2 separate regions of the Homo sapiens genome follow, and region 2 is linked to region 1. Evidence: chromatin loops called from intact Hi-C (ENCODE). Cell type or tissue: PC-9. All regions are shown on one strand. Each heading gives the region's core, and the rest is flanking DNA. Links, peaks and the distances in the headings are about the cores only.

The links. A loop is a pair of places that touch in the nucleus more often than their neighbours do. Peaks named below come from ENCODE experiments on the same cell type or tissue, not always from the same donor. Only the 100,000 strongest peaks of a DNase experiment are listed, where the experiment ranks them.
Region 2: a loop joins it to region 1, with 3 times the contacts of the local background. A loop is called at or near these places in 1 of 110 quality-filtered maps.

Annotation. Positions count from the first base shown.
Region 1 is chr1:65,243,700-65,251,543 of GRCh38, forward strand. No RefSeq gene overlaps it. Among named protein-coding and RNA genes, the nearest start is that of DNAJC6-AS1, 62 kb to the right of the region's middle. In PC-9, for the core only: no CTCF peak of the experiment used is centred there; a DNase peak (open chromatin) is centred at 4,302; H3K27ac peaks cover 1,772 bases.
Region 2 is chr1:65,170,901-65,178,744 of GRCh38, forward strand. The region is part of intron 1 of AK4 (adenylate kinase 4); the gene reads left to right. Among named protein-coding and RNA genes, the nearest start is that of AK4, 27 kb to the left of the region's middle. In PC-9, for the core only: no CTCF peak of the experiment used is centred there; DNase peaks (open chromatin) are centred at 3,791 and 4,710; H3K27ac peaks cover 1,618 bases.

The sequences.
Region 1 (7,844 bases), core at 2,382-6,381:
ACATGTACAAGGGATACCCCGGTTTCTCCTTCTTGTTTGCTGATATTTTACAAACAGATTGGTTGTGTTTCATTTCCTCCTGACTGGGGATATACTCATGACTAATGGATTCCTCAAATGAGTTTCTGATCTTATTTAACTTCCAACCAGGCTCTTCGGTAGAACCCCAAATCCTACTTTATCTCTATTGTTTCAAACTCCTCTTATGTTGAGTTTTGATTTTGTCACCAAAGCTGTTAGGGAGAAGGAAAGTAGACTATGCATTCCCTCCTTCACCACACTTGACTATCTTTATCTCACGTCTCATCAGGGAGACCTAAAATGGGGGAGGAGGAAAATCAGAGGGACAGGATCCAGTAGTCCTAGAGCAAGACTCCTGCAAAGATCAGTGGGAGGGGAAGTAGATCCATGTATTTAAAGCAAGGTCACACTTGTTTCATCATGTACAAGGCTTCCTTCTTAGCCTTGGATGGTTCAGTGACTTAGATGCAAGTAAAATCATGCTGATTAGATTTACAGCTGGGAGAGATCACTATTTGGATAAAAAGCAAAGATTTCAAAAGACCTTGAGTCTAGATCAAAACAACAAAATGCAATTAAATGCTAAGTTCTATATTTATGTTTTAAAATTCAGTTACAAAAGTATATAGGATAGGAGAAACTTGGTTTGATAACAATTTATATGAAAAAAATTCTAAGATGTTAGATGACTCTAAATTAGCTCAACCTAATGTTAAAAAATCTTCCACACCCTCAAAAACATCTGATAAAATCTTGGTTTCTATAATGGAAATGTAGCATTGTATTCAGATTCATGAAAGTGGTCATATAATTGAACTCGACACTGGAAATATTGCCAGATATATTTATTATAAATAAAAAATATGAACAATGTGTACATTATGACACCATTTGTGTAAATAATATCATGTATGTGTATGTACGTGCTTGTCTGTGTGGAATAGATATGAACAACGTTCTACATTTAGGTTTCAACATTCAGTTGCAGAAGTATAATCTTCATAAAATTTTTAAAATGCTTTAAATCCTTTCTCATGGCCATGCATCTTGGTAGACATTGAACATAGAAGTTGGGCAATATATGAAGAACTTAGGAGGGCTCTAGGTTCTATTTTTTAGAAAGATATTGTGAAAGGAGAAAATATTCAAAGGACAGGGAAAGGATATAGAAGGAGCAGAAGGAGGGTGTGACAGGGGAGGGGGCAACTGTTTGTATTCTTCAGCTGTAATGAGTAGCCCAAGGCAGAACAAAGACCAGCAACAAAATGCCATAAGAAGACAGTTCTGTGTTCAATTCAAGGAAGGCCTGCAATGCTCAAATTATCCTGTTATGGATAAGACTGAGTTTCCTTTCCTTTGCGTCCCCTGCCAACTGGGATGATGATGATGTTATGAACAATAATGCTTACCATTTAGTGAGTGTTTACTAAGTGTTTTTCACTATCTTGTTTAATCCTCCCTACAATGCTATGAAGGTCAGAGAGATTAAATAACTTGCCCAAGGGTTGAGTGTCCACCCACAACCCCACAAAAGGGGGTATGTTGGTCTGTTTGGGCTACTGTAACAAAATACTATAAATTGAGTTGGGTAGTTACAAAGAACAGAAATCTCTTTCTTTCTTTTTCTTTTCTTTCTTTACACCTTTGACTTCTTAGGCTCAAGTGATCCTCCCACCTCAGCCTCCCAAAGTGTTGTTATTACAGGCATGAGCCACCATGTCCAGCCCAGAAATTTCTTTCTCATAGTTGTAGAGGCTGGGAAGTCCAAGATAAAGACAGATGTGGTCTCTAGTGAAGGCATGCTTTCTGCCTCATAGATAATGTCTTCTTGCTGTGTCCTCACATGGTGGAAGGGGAAAGGCAGCTCTCTGGGCCTCTTTTATAAGGTCACTAATCCATTCATAAGGGCTCTGCCCTCATGACCTAATTACCTCTCAAAGGCCCCATCTCCTAATACCATCACCCTAGTGATTAGGTTTTAATGTACACATTTTGGGAGACAGAAACATTCAGACCATTGCAAAGGGGATAGTCCAGTATGTCTATATTTCATGCACTTTTTGCAAAATGAGGGTACAGCCTATTTGACAATCCATCGTAAGGTTTGATACACAGGGGATGTTCAGTGTACATTAGTTGAAGGAGAAACAATAATCTATGGCCAGATGTGGTGGCTCACATCTGTAATCCCAGCACTTTGGGAGGCCGAGGTGGGCAGATTGCTTGAGGTCAGGAGTTCGAGACCACCCTGGCCAACATGGTGAAACCCCGTCTCTACTAAAAATACAAAAATTAGCCAGGCATGGTGGTGAGTGCTTGTAATCCCAGCTACTCTGGAGGCTGAGGCAGGAGAATCTCTTGAACCCAGGAGGTGGAGGTTGCAGTAAGCCAAGATCTCGCCACTGCACTCCAGCCTGGGCAACAGAGCAAGACTCCATCCCCTGCTCCAAAAAAAAAAAAAAAAAAATTATAATCTCTGAAAAGGAGTAAGCCATAGTGAAGTAAGAAGGACTTTGGAATAAAATGCTCTGCTTGTGCAGATCTTGAAATGATCTTGAAATGAGCCCAAGGTACGTGAATCATGTTTCTAGAGCAGCCCTTGTCCAATAGAACATTGTGTAATGATAGAAATGTTCCATGACTGTGACATACAATAGATAGCCACTGGCCACATGTAGGTCTCACTCTTTCATCTTGTGAACTTTTTAGCAAAATGAGAGTGCAGCCTATTTGACAATCCACTGTAAGTTTTGATACTTGTGGATGTTCAGTGTACACTAGTCGAAGGAGAAAGGAATAGGAGTAAACCATAGCGAAATAAGAAGGGCTTTGGAATAAAATGCTTTGCTTGTGGATATAGATCTTGAAACAAGCCCAAAGTACATGAAGCATGTTTCTAGAGCAGTGATTGTCCAACAGAATATTCTGGAATGATAGAAATGTTTCATGACTATGACATACAATAGATAGCTACTAGCCACATGTAGGTATCACTCCTTAATCTTGTAAGCTTTAGATTAAAAAATAAATTTAAAGTGGAGACTACCCTTAATTGTTTTCTGTGCTAATGACAGTCCTATTGTCATTGCCACTGGGGAAACAGAAATGTGAAACAACACTATTGGTTCCAGTGGCTCCAGAGGCATTTGGGTTAGGTTATATAGTTTAGCTTATATTCTGGAATATAAGTTTATATTAGGTTATATAGTTTAGGTTATATTCTGGAACTTTCTGTAAAAGAGGACGGGCAACAGGGTTCCTCAAGCATAATAAAAGAAAGACATTTAAATAATGAAGTTTCAAGGATGTGATCTTCTCCAAAAACCAAGACCTTCTTATTTCTCTCTCTTTAGCCACACACATGCATATACCACACATTTATTTATTCATTGCAAAAAAAAAAAAAGCCATTCTGTCAGGTATGGTGGCTCATGCCTGTAATCCCAGCACTTTGGTAGGCTGAGGTGGGAGGATCGCTTGAGCCCAGGAATTCAAACCAGACTGGGCAATAGAGTGAGACCCCGTCTCTACAGAAAATAAAACAATTAGCTGGGTGTGATGGTGTGTGCCTATAGTCCCAGCTACTCTGGAGGCTGAGGTGGGAGGAATGTCTGAGCCTGGGAGGTTGAGGCTACAGTGAACTGAGATCATGTCACTGTACTCCAGCCTGGGTGACAGAGTGAAACCTTGTCTCAAAAAAAAAAAAAAAAAAAAAAAAAGCCATCCTTTTTGTCTGTCACTGTCTCTCTCAATGGACAAAGTATTATAGTAAGCTATCATTTACTGAGACTATTTCATCATTTACATGTAACAGCAAAACTTATCACAACTGTGAATTAGGTGCTAGGTATTATTTCCATTTTACAGATTGGGAAACAGAGACTTAGAGAAGTTAGGCAAGTTGGCCAAGGCTGTAAAGTCAGTCAGTGGCCGAGCCAGGATTCATACAGTTGTGCTTAGCTGGGAAGTCTAGGTCCTTTCTACTAGCTCTCCTCCACTCACACCACACACATGTGTGCATATACATGCATGCACACACACGGATCTTGTATCCTGTTGACTTTGAGTACTGTCATAATCATATTTCTGGACCTAGCTTTGTAAACACAATGACATGCATGGAATTCAGGATTTTTTTTTTCCCATTTTGTTTTTCTCCAAGCCCAGTGAACCAGATGTACAAATAAGTGGGCTTACTTGGTTTGCATTTTTGACATTTGAAAAGAAATTCCATGTTGCTCATGCTCATGAATGTGCCTCAGGCACTTGGGTGTTTCCACTTGGTGGAAGATCTTCTCTCAGACCACATTCTTTTCCCATGGACTCCAGAGACTGTGGCAAAAGCCTGCCACTGGATCTGCCTGGAGCGAGCAGTGATTGTGGGAGTCAGAGGCTTCTGGTCTTTTTTCAGCTCCAGTTGGAAGAGTGCCATAAAATCATGTGATGTTTGGACTAAAAGGGCAAGCCAAAGAATGTCCCTTGCATCTTTCTCTGACCAGTGAAGTCGAAGCAGTGAGCAAGGAGGCCTCTCCAAGGAGCTGTTTCAATCCACTGGATGTGCCAGGACTCACCAGGAATAAAAGGTTAGTCTCTAAGCCAGGCCCAATGGGGCTATTAACACTTAGCACTACTTCAGACCAGCCAGTGAGAGTCAGGATGCACAGGGAAGGAGAGTGGGAGACCCTGGAAGGGAACTTCTAGGTCATCTGGTTAAGTTTCCTCCACTAACAGGAGTGAGTAGCAGTGTTGGTGGTCAAGTAGTAAGCTAGGAGGAGAAAGGACATAACTAGTCTTTTACAGATGGTTTGGTTAACCAGGACTAGATTTCTAGGTGTCTTAACCCTGAGGCCAGGTGAAAGGTCCCAGGACAGAGGGCAACCCTAATTGGTGGCACGTGGTCACCATTCCTGAGTAGCTTTGCTAATTAGATCACTTTTTTTTTTTTTTTTGAGACAGGGTCTCCCTCTGTCGCCCAGGCTGGAGTGCAATGGCATGACCTTGGCTCACTGCAACCTCTGCCTTCAAGTGATTCTCCTGCCTCAGACTCCTGAGTAGCTGGGATTATAGGCGCATACTACCACACCTGACTATTTTTGTAGTTTTAGTAGAGAGGAGGTTTCATCCTATTGGCCAGGCTGGTCTTGAACTCCTGACCTCAAGTGATCCACCTGCCTCAGCCTCCCAAAGTGTTGGGATTACAGGTGTGAGCCACCGCGCCCAGCCAAGGTCACTCTTCTAAAGGCCTATTTCTTCAGTCCGGATGCCAGGGAGAGTGAGCTGCTGTAGAAGAAAGCAGCTTATTGCTGATAGACAGAGAACATCTCTCAATTTCTACCTTCTCCCCAGTTTCCTTCTTCATTTCATATTTAGAGCTTCCTATTCTTCTTCTTCTTCTTTTTTTTTTTTGAGACAGAATCTTGCTCTGTCACCCAGGCTGGAGTGCAGTGGCGCAATCTGGGCTCACTGCAACCTCCCTCTCCCAGGATCAAGTGATTCTCCTGTCTCAGCTACCCAAGTAGCCAGGACTACAGACGCGTGCCACCATGGCCAGCTAATATTAGAGATGAGGTTTCACCATGCTGACTAGGCTGGTCTCAAACTCCTGACCTCAGGCAATCTGCTGGCCTTGGCCTCCCAAAGTGCTGGGATTACAGGTGTGAGCCACCACATTGGGCCAGCTTCCTATTCTTCTGAATTAGAGAAAGAATAAAATGGGTTTTTCCCAAATTTCTCTCTCTCTCTGTCTCTCTCTCTTTTGTTGTTGTTTTTTTGAGACAGGGTCTTGCTCTGTCTCAAAAACTCCCAGGCTGGAGTGCAGTGGCATGATCATGGCCCCCTGCAGCCTCAACCTCACAGGTTCAAGCAATCCTCCCAAGTAGCCGGGAGTACAGATGCATGCCACTGCACTGGGCTAATCTTTTGATTTTTTTTGTAGAGACAAGGGCTCACTATGTTGCCCAGACTGGTCTTGAACTCCTGGGCTCAAGCAATCCTCCCACCTTGGCCTCCCAAAGTGCTGGGATTATAGTCATGAGCCACTGCATCTAAAATTTATTATAGAGTGTTACTTTTCTAGACCACTAAGGGCCTCACTCTGAACTGGGAGGGTAACTTAACTCTTCCTGACAGACCTGGGCCTCCATGCTACTGTAACCTCTTTGAGTCCTCCATACCTCCACCCTGGGACTTAGCAAATGGTCTTTGGCCTCCTTGAGTGAGCAAGAGGTAGTGAGGAAGTCCAGTGCAGTCATGAAGTCATGAGCCTAGGTTGAATTGTGATTCAGCTGAATTTTTTTTTTTTTGAGACGGAGTCTTGCTCTGTCGCCAGGCTGGAGTGCAGTGGCTCAATCTCGGCTCACTGCAACTTCTGCTTCCTGGGTTCAAGTGATTCTCCTGCTTCATCCTCCCCAGTAGCTGAGATTACAGGTGTGCGCCACCATGCCCGGCTAATTTTTGTATTTTTAGTAGAGACAGGGTTTCACCATGTTGGCCAGGATGGCCTCGATCTCCTGACCTTGTGATCCACCCATCTTGGCATCCCAAAGTGCTAGGATTACAGGTGTGAGCCACTGCGCCTGGCTGACTCAGCTGAATTTTAAGTATTGAAGTGAACTATACGAAATTGTTGATATGCAATCTAAAAACATTAAAATGTTTTGTTTTGAGATAATTGTAGATTGATATGTAGTTGTAAGGAATAATACAGAGAGACCCCATGTACTCTTTTGCCCATTTTCTCCTAATAGTAACATTGTGCAAAACTATAATCTAATATAGTAACCAATAAGTTGATATTGATACAGTAAAGATACATACAGAACAGTTTCATCACCACAGAACAATTTCATCACCACAGAATCTCTTCTATAGCCACATCCACCCTGCCCCTCCCTGGCAGCTACGATTTTGTCCTCCATTTGTATAATTTTACCATTTTAAGAATGTTACATAAATGAAAATGTAAAGTATGTAACATTTTGGGATTAGCTTTTTTCACTTATGGTAATTCCTTGGAGATTCACTGAGCTTGTTATATGTGTCAATAGTTTGTTACTTTTTATTGCTCACTAGTATTCCATGGTATGCATGTACCACAGCTTGTTTAACCATTGACCCATTAAAAGATGCCTGGGTTGTTTCCAGTTTTGGGTTGTTACAAAGTAAAGCTACTGAACATTCCTTTTATAGGTTTTTGTGTGTTTTCATTTTTTCTGGGATAAGTACACAAGAGTGCAACTGCTGGGTCATATGGTAGTTCTGTGTTTAGTTTTATAAGAAACTGCTAAACTCTTCCAGGGTGGTTGTACCAGTTTACATTCCTGCCAGTGATGTAGGAGTGATTCAGTTTCTCGGCTACATCCTCATTCTGTCAGGTGTGTAGTGATATCTCATTGTGGTTTTAATTTGTATTTCCCTAATGGCTAACAATGTTGAATTTCTTTTCATATGCTTGTTATCTATGTATCTGTTTCAGGGAAATATGCGTTTATGTCTTTTGCACATTTTAATTTTTTTTTTTTTTGAGACAGAATCTTACTATATTGCCTACGTTGGAGTGCAATGGCGTGATCTTGGCTTACTGCAACCTCTACCTCCTGGATTCAAACAGTTCTCCTGCCTCAGCCTCCCAAGTCCCTGGGATTACAGGCATGCACCACTATGCCCGGCTAATGTTGTATTTTTAGTACAGACAGGGTTTCACCATGTTGGTCAGCCTGGTCTTGAACTCCTGACCTCAGGTGATCCACCTGCCTTGGCCTCCCAAAGTACTGAGATTACAGGTGTGAGCCACTGCACCCGCCAGTTTGTTTGTTTTTTAATGC
Region 2 (7,844 bases), core at 1,803-5,802, 73 kb before region 1:
TCCTTGTTAGGGTGTCATTCCTGTTGTAATTATTGGTTTGTCTTGTCTTCTTCCTTTTTTTTTTTTTTTTTTTTTGAGACAAGGTCTTGCTTTGCCATCCAGGCTGGAGTGCAGTGGCACGATCATGGCTTACTGCTGCCTCCACCTGTCACTCAAGAGATCTTCCAACCTCAGCCTCCCGAGTAGCTCGGACTACAGGCACATGCCACCATGCTTGGCTAATTTTTTTTTTTTTTTTTTTGTGCAGATAGGGTCTCACTATATTTCCCAGGCTGGTCTGGAAGTTCTGGGCTCGAGCAATCTGCTTGCCTCAACCTCCCAAAGTGCTGGGATTACAGGCATAATTATAGGCCTTTTTTTTTTTTTTGGATATAGACTTATTCTGTGTTTCAGAAATAGTTGCTTTTTTTTTTTTTTTTTTTTTGAGACAGAGTCTCCCTCTGTTGCCTAGCCTGCAGTGAGTGCAGTGGCACAATCTCCGCACTGCAACCTCCACCTCCCTGGTCAAGCGATTCTCCTGCCTCAGCCTCCCTAGTAGCTGGGACTACAGGCGCCCGCCATCATGCCCGGCTAATTTTGTTTTTTCAGTAGAGACGGGGTTTCACTAAATTGGCCGGGCTGGTCTCAAACCCCTGACCTCCTGATCTGCCCACCTCGGCCTCCCAAAGTGATGGGATTACAGGTGTGAGCCACTGTGCCCAGCCAATAGTTGCTCTTAAAAGGTCAGGTAAAACGAATGTTGTTGATCGTTTGCCTAAAATATATAGGGTTGAATAGACTGATAATCACCATAGCAGCTATCATTGGATTTTATTAGGTTTAAATTTATCTGAAGATTGTCATGTCTTTAAGTCGCAAAGAAGTGGAATCTAATTATATACTTAGGGCTAGGCATGGTGGCTCATGCCTATAATCCCAGCACTTTGGGAGGCTGAAGTGGGTGGATCACTTGAGGTCAGGAGTTTTAGACCAGCCTGGCCAGTATGGTGAAACCCTAGCTCTAGTAAAAATAAAAAATTAGCATGGTGGCACATGCCTATAATCCCCGCTACTCGGGAGGCTGAGGCTTGAGAATTGCTTGAACCCAGGCGCAGAGGTTAAAGTAAGCCAAGATTGTGTCACTGCACTCCAACCTGAGCAACAGAGAGAGACTCCATCTCAAGTATATATATATATATATATATATATATATATATATATATATTTAAACTCATTACACTTCCCAAATATATATATATTTGGAATGAGTTTAAAACGTAAGCTTTACGTTTTTTAAAACGTAACTTTTGTTTGTTGACTGATGCCAGACGTTGCTGCCTTGGTGAAGTAGCTCTACTGCACCAAGTTAAAAAAGTTAATCGTCTTTAAAGACTGTAGGTATCTTCTGGTTTAGTGTTAAATAAAAAGAAAAAAGGGAGGGGAGATTCTTGTCTCGAATATGTCACCTTCTTTGTACCAGTTTTTAGAGAGCAGCTGTGGCAGCTGCTGAATTATATATGCCTGCTTTGTTTTCCTCCTTTTATTTGGCGGTGGAGAAAGTGTGACAATTTTAAAGTGACTCTAAAATTAGTATATCTGGTGGAGCATTCAATTTCATGAATGTGCTGTTTGGAATAGCAGTATGGAATCAAATAAGATGCAGAGACTTGGGTATAGAATAAGCTTACGAATGGAAATCAGGGGCCTGATGCACTACAGGCGGTTTGATTTATGACGGAAACATCCTCAGATATCCAGGAACTCATATATTGGAATAGAGACAACTGTGGGAATAGATTGTCCTACCCAGAAAGCAAAATCTGGCAGAGTTTGAGGTTTCTTATTGGGTAATTTTATCAGCTCGTTCTTAGATTAATTAGTAGAATAAGACTTCCAGAGTTGCAAGATGAAATGCGATGCTTTCTTCTCTTCTTCTTCGCTATTTCTACTTCTGGGCCATCTTGGCCAGCAAGAGATTTTTTTTTTTTTTTTTTTTTTTTTGATACGAACTCTCGCTCTGTTGCCCAGGCTGGAGTGCAATGACATGATCTGTGCTCACTGCAACCTCCACTTTCCGAGTTCAAGCGATTCTCCTGTCTCAACCTCTCAGGTAGCTGGGATTGCAGGCATGTGCCACCAAGCCTGGCTAATTTTCTGCATTTTTAGTGGAGACAGGGTTTCACCACGTTGGCTAGGCTGGTCTTGAATGCCTGACCTCAAGTGATCCACCTGACTTGGCCTCCCAAAGTGCTGGGATTGCAGGCGTGAGTCACTGCGCCCGGCCTAGCAAGAGATTTTTGAACCACAAGTCTTGGTCGTCAGTATTGAATCATTATGGTGTGTGGCATGGTAGTGGCTGCACCATGTTGGAGTAAATGTGTTCTCATGGTGGGGGATATTAGTGACCCTGGGTAACAGTCCATGGCACTTGGCTTGCACCACAGAGTTAACATACAGCAGATCAGCTGTCCCTGTCCTCCAGCTTTATATACCGAATTAGAAAGACTTGGGCCCTCATCCTTTACTCAGTGGCTTCCCGGCACTCCACACCACATCTCTAATACTGGGTATTTTCTCTGGTCACCTCTTCCTCAGATTGCATACTTCCCTGTAATTTTTCACTTCTGCGTTTCAGTCTTTCCTTGGAAAGGCTGCCCTTTCTGTATGACTTCATCCCATGTTGGACCCGACCCTCCTTCTTTCCTTCTCCCAAAGCACTACTCATACCTGTAATCCCAGCACTGTGGGAGGCCAAGGTGGGCAGATCGCTTGTGCTCAGGAGTTCGAGCCTGGGCGGCATGGTGGAACCTCATCTCTACAAAATACAAAAATAATTAGCCAGGCGTGGTAGCGCACGCCTGTAGCCACAGCTGCTTAGGAGACTGAGGTGGCAGGATCCCCTAAACCCGGGAAGCTGAGGATGCAGTGAGGCATAATTGTGCCACTGTACTCCAGTCTGGGTGACAAAGGGAGACCCTGTCTCAAAAAAAAAAAAATAGACTACTTAGCTGAGGTGGTTGTATTAAGGTTTGGGGTGATGGGGATTAGAGTCTGGCACAAGGAAGTTGACATGGCATGTTAGACACCGGTGTCCTAAAAACCTATCAGCCATTCCCCACACACCCCTTCAGCCACTGCCTGCCCCTCCCCTGGCTTAGGTTCAGCTCACTGATTTCTTGCTCTTTTCCCTTCTGGAGAGTCTGCTCTTTTTCTGTTCCTCAGCTTTCAATCCTCCAATACCAGAAGGATTTGGCTTTCTAATCCAGAATAGTTTCCCTCTTCACCCTCAACCCCCCAAATAAACCCTAGCCTTACCTTTATTGATCCAAAAACTCATTAGTTTTTCCTGAATGAAGGGCCCAGAGCAAAGCATAGGCAGATGTTTTGACACTCTAGTTGTTTTTTTTTTAACCTGATTAAATTTTTAGATGAAGTTTATTTTCCCCCAAGTCTCTCTAAGAATACAAGGAACTCGTTTTCTTAATTCAGAGACTGAGTTTTCTTAATTTTCTTTCTTAAATTCAGAGACCGAATTTCCCTTTGGCAAAGACAGATCCTCGAGTGTCAGGACTTATTATTATTTTTTTCTTGGCTACAATTTGCCTTCTTTTTTCTTTTAACATACCTCATTTACTCACTTAATTTAAAAAATACTGTTGGGATCCTTTGCTCCCTGAGCCTTTGTTTAAGTCACTGAGCTCAACAAGACCTGCCCTTGAGGTGTTCTCAGTTCACAAGGGGAAAGGGGAAAGGGACAGATGGTTGAACAAAGAATTACGGTGTGAGAGAAATTGCTTGAGGAAGTGAGCAAAGGCTTTGGACACAGGGTCTAGGGAGCTACTTGCTGTAGGGCATGTGTTAAGAGTTCAGGCTTTGGAACCACATTGACTGGGAAGCCAGCCAGGCAAGTTACTCAAACACTTTCTATTTCTTCAACCACAAACCAAGAATAATAATGGTACTACTTCATACGGTTGTTGTAAGAATTAATTGAGATAATACGTACAAGGGAGTATAGAAAGACTTGACCCAATATTTGCTTATTTATTTTTTCTTTTTAAAATTTTTATGGATATCTATTTTTAATGTGCTCCATGGTAGGAATTAGCTTAATCCTGCAATTAAGTGAAACACATTTTAAGAATGTATAATATTTTCTCTTTTTGTGTGCCACTTTTTATTTTAAACAACCAAAATAGTGGTCATGACCTTCATTTGACAACCCCTGGTCCAGTACTTCCTAAGTGTTTCATTACTGTTGCCACTGGTATCGTTGTTCTTGCTGGCTGTTGAAGGATGATTGTGTGTTGGCCCGCTCAGTGGACTGCTTGTCCTTGCTGATTGCTGAGGAGGTCCTGTCAGAAGAGTGTCCGCATCAGCTCTCCCTGTTCCCGTTTCCCTTCCGGAGGTTGCTGAGCAGCACACATTTTTGGAGCCCTTGCTGTAGTTCTCCAACAGGGCATTGCCAGAGTTACTACAGAGAGAGAGAGGGAAGACTCTCATGGGCAGCAGTAGCAATCCATCCTGTGTGAGCAGATGGCACTGGAGAATAGCAGCCTTGCTTCTGCTGAGCTGCAGCCAAGATCCTGTTCAGAGAGGCAGCCAACAAGGTGCATGGCACAGCCGGATAGATTCACACTCTGGGCCTTGTGCAATGGCAAGGAATTACTATTTGTGTTGCTTTAAAAGTGACATTCCTCCTTATCCTCTGAATGCGTCTAGTACTTGGGCTGTGCTCAGGTTACAGGGAGGCTGTTCTATGGTTTTTACAGAGTAAGAAAATCCAGAGGGCCCCTGAGATTTCCAATGTAATCCTACTCTGTAGGGCTGAAAGTGCCTGCTATGGTGGATACCAAGGCAGATTTCCAGAACATGAGCTTGAGGAGACGGTTAAACATTCTGGGTTTAAAACTCTTCTGTGATTTTGGCAAATCTTTCAGATTACTTGCCGTTTTCCTATTTGCTCCCTTGCCCAACTTCTGTTGCATTCATCCCAATCTGCTTTTCTCCTCCGCTGCTTATATAAAGCCGCGTGTGGTATTACACCAGATGTTCATGGTGTGTTTATGAATGCATGTGTTCCTATCCCGGGCCAAGAAAATACACTTGACATAGGACGTCCAAAATTTTTTGGCTTATGAAGCTCCAGTATCTTTTACTTTCACTACTTATTTAATTTTAAAAGAAGGTTACTGTACTGTTTTATTCTTTGAATAAATATGAAGGGTGAAATAATAATTGATCTGCTGGCGGAATGAGAAAGCCTAAGGAGGAAGAATTGTCTGGATATCCTTTGTGCTTAGAGATTGGATCACCTTCTTTTTCAGTAATGCCAGCCCCTCCCCTACCCAAAGTCATGGCTGTTGTCCATGCATCTTTTTATCTTGGCTATTATAGAAGCATACCCACTGCCAACACATTTCTGGACCCTGGGTACAAAATTAGACTAAGTGAATATAAATATCCAGTCTGGCTAGAGAGAAAAGAGTGAAGAGGCCTCATGAAGCATTGGCCCTTATTCTCAGGAAGCGTTCTAGGGAAAGTATGGTAGAAAGAACACTAAATGATGATTCAGGCCTGAGTTCCCATCCCGACTCCACCTCTCACGTTTAGAACGGGCATAATGATCAGTTGATTTCGCTGCCCGTGAATGCCGGGAGACTCTCCTTAGTCTGTAAAGTCCCCTCCTCACCACAGAGATGGAACCTCTGTGGTTTAAGGAAAGCTGGTGTGGGGAGGCTAGTCCTCTACCCTTCACACAAGCCTCCAAATGCAGGGAGTTGAAGTGCCACCACAGAGATAGCAGAGGTCGAACGGTCTACCTCTCTCTTGCAGATGAGGAAACTTGAGGCCACGATAAGTGAAATACATTGCTGTGTTGAGAGTCCTGTGGGCAGTGAGCTGAAAGCAGAACAAAGAGCTGGGACTCCTGATTCCCAGCCTGGCAGTAGTAGTTCCTGGTGTCATATTTGCCATTGCCTCAGTATGAAGCCATTCCAGTATTTCAGTGTTTTTAAAAAGGTATTGTCCCTTGATAAAATGCAGATGTCAGGAAATAAATCACATTACAAATTCTTTCATTTTTAATCTCACAATTAGTGATTAAGAGATGCATATTTGTACTTTCGAGCTCAAATCTAGGTTAAATAATTTTTCATTTTACTATTAATCTGCTTTTGACTTAGGTGATAATCGATTGTGCAGATCACAGATTTGAGTAATGTTGGCTACAACTTCCTTTGGTTGAAGACCAACAATAATTGCCGCTATCATGAGCTAAATATTGCAGACTAAATGACAAAGGAAAGGTATTGAAGACGGGTGTATTCCATATGAGGTCTCTTTTTCCCTCAGAGACCAGTGACTAATATGCCACGAGCATATTAGTCTAATATCCAAAGGAACAAAAATGAGTAGGATTATAGTCTTTACAGTTTCAAAGTTTTAAAAATTATATTAAATAAGTTATAAACCTGTCTTTGTTGTCTTCTTTAGGAATAGCTTACAAATCCCTGCTGGCTTGGGATTTATTAGGACACTTTTAGGGTAAAATTTATCTGTGTCACACAGACACCCAGAGGAGATGGCACAAAGAGAAGCAGTTGAGTTTTGTTGGTGAAGCCTTGTACAACCTTCCTTGAGGTGACTTCCGCGTACCTATATGTTAAAAACGGTAAATTGTTTCCTTAATGCTAAACTTCCTGCTGCTTCTGTCAGAGAATACTTTGGAATCCTAATCTCAGAAATCTTTCAGAGTTGACTCATGCATTTTGTGGGTGTTTAAGAATGTCAGATAGCTTCAGGAGGAGCAAGCATCCACTTGTTGGGAACAGACCCTTCCTTGTTAAGAGATCAGGCTTGGGATCCAAACACAACCTGTGGTAATGATCTTTCTGCACCAATTTGTGTAGACTGAAGCAACGGTTGTGAGAACCAAGGGCAACATGCACCAAATGTCCACTTATGTAGTCTAATCAGGTAAGAGAATGCTTTGCTTAATTCAGTAATTTTCCTCAGTTATTCAAGGCTTGCCAAAGAATCAGACTATAAGATAGCATTTAAAAAAAAAAAACATTGCTGCACATGATGTTTCATTTGTTGAGAAGGGTTTTCTGAGTCTTAATTGCCTGAAAGTCATGACCGTGGCTGTCAGGGGTGAACGATACAAAAAGTAAGGTATGGTAAAGGGTGTAATGAGAAGTTCATCTAATAATTTGTAGGGTCCTGTGGATGGGAAGGTGGAAGAGTTCAAAGGTATGATAATTCTTCATCTCAAGTAGAGTGGCTCTTGCTTGACTGTTAAGATAGCCTCTGGCCTCAAGGGGATTATAATCTGCTCTGGAGGATTTGTAAACAATGTCTGTTCCACTGGAGGAGTGAAATGTCAGGTAAAGGTACAAGGCCACTGCATATGATTGTACAAATCGTGGCCTGTTGAGGGGAACCTGGCTAAGGGGTGTGTGAGGCCTGTAGTCCAACCCTGGTTCTGCCCACCGAGCTGTGTTCTCCGGCACACGGCTGAGTCTGCCTGGAGAAATGAGCATCTTGAAATGTGTGCATAGCCACAATGTGTTTACTCAGCTGGGGGCCCACAGGGCTGCCTCTTCCCAAAGGGAACACCTCTGTAGTACAGACACCGAATGAACTAACTTTAGCCCATGTGCTGGTAGATTACAGAAGGGGGGATTAACTCTCAAGGTAAGATAGGAGAAAAATGATCAGGGAAAGCTTCTTAGAGGAACACACAAACTGAAGGGTGTTTCTTCCAGCCAACATTTGCTAGCCCTTCAGAAGCCCAACTCCAGTGTGGGAAGCTTCTTTTGGACCTGAGGTCAGATTGGGGTGTCCACCTCTGTCTTCTGTTC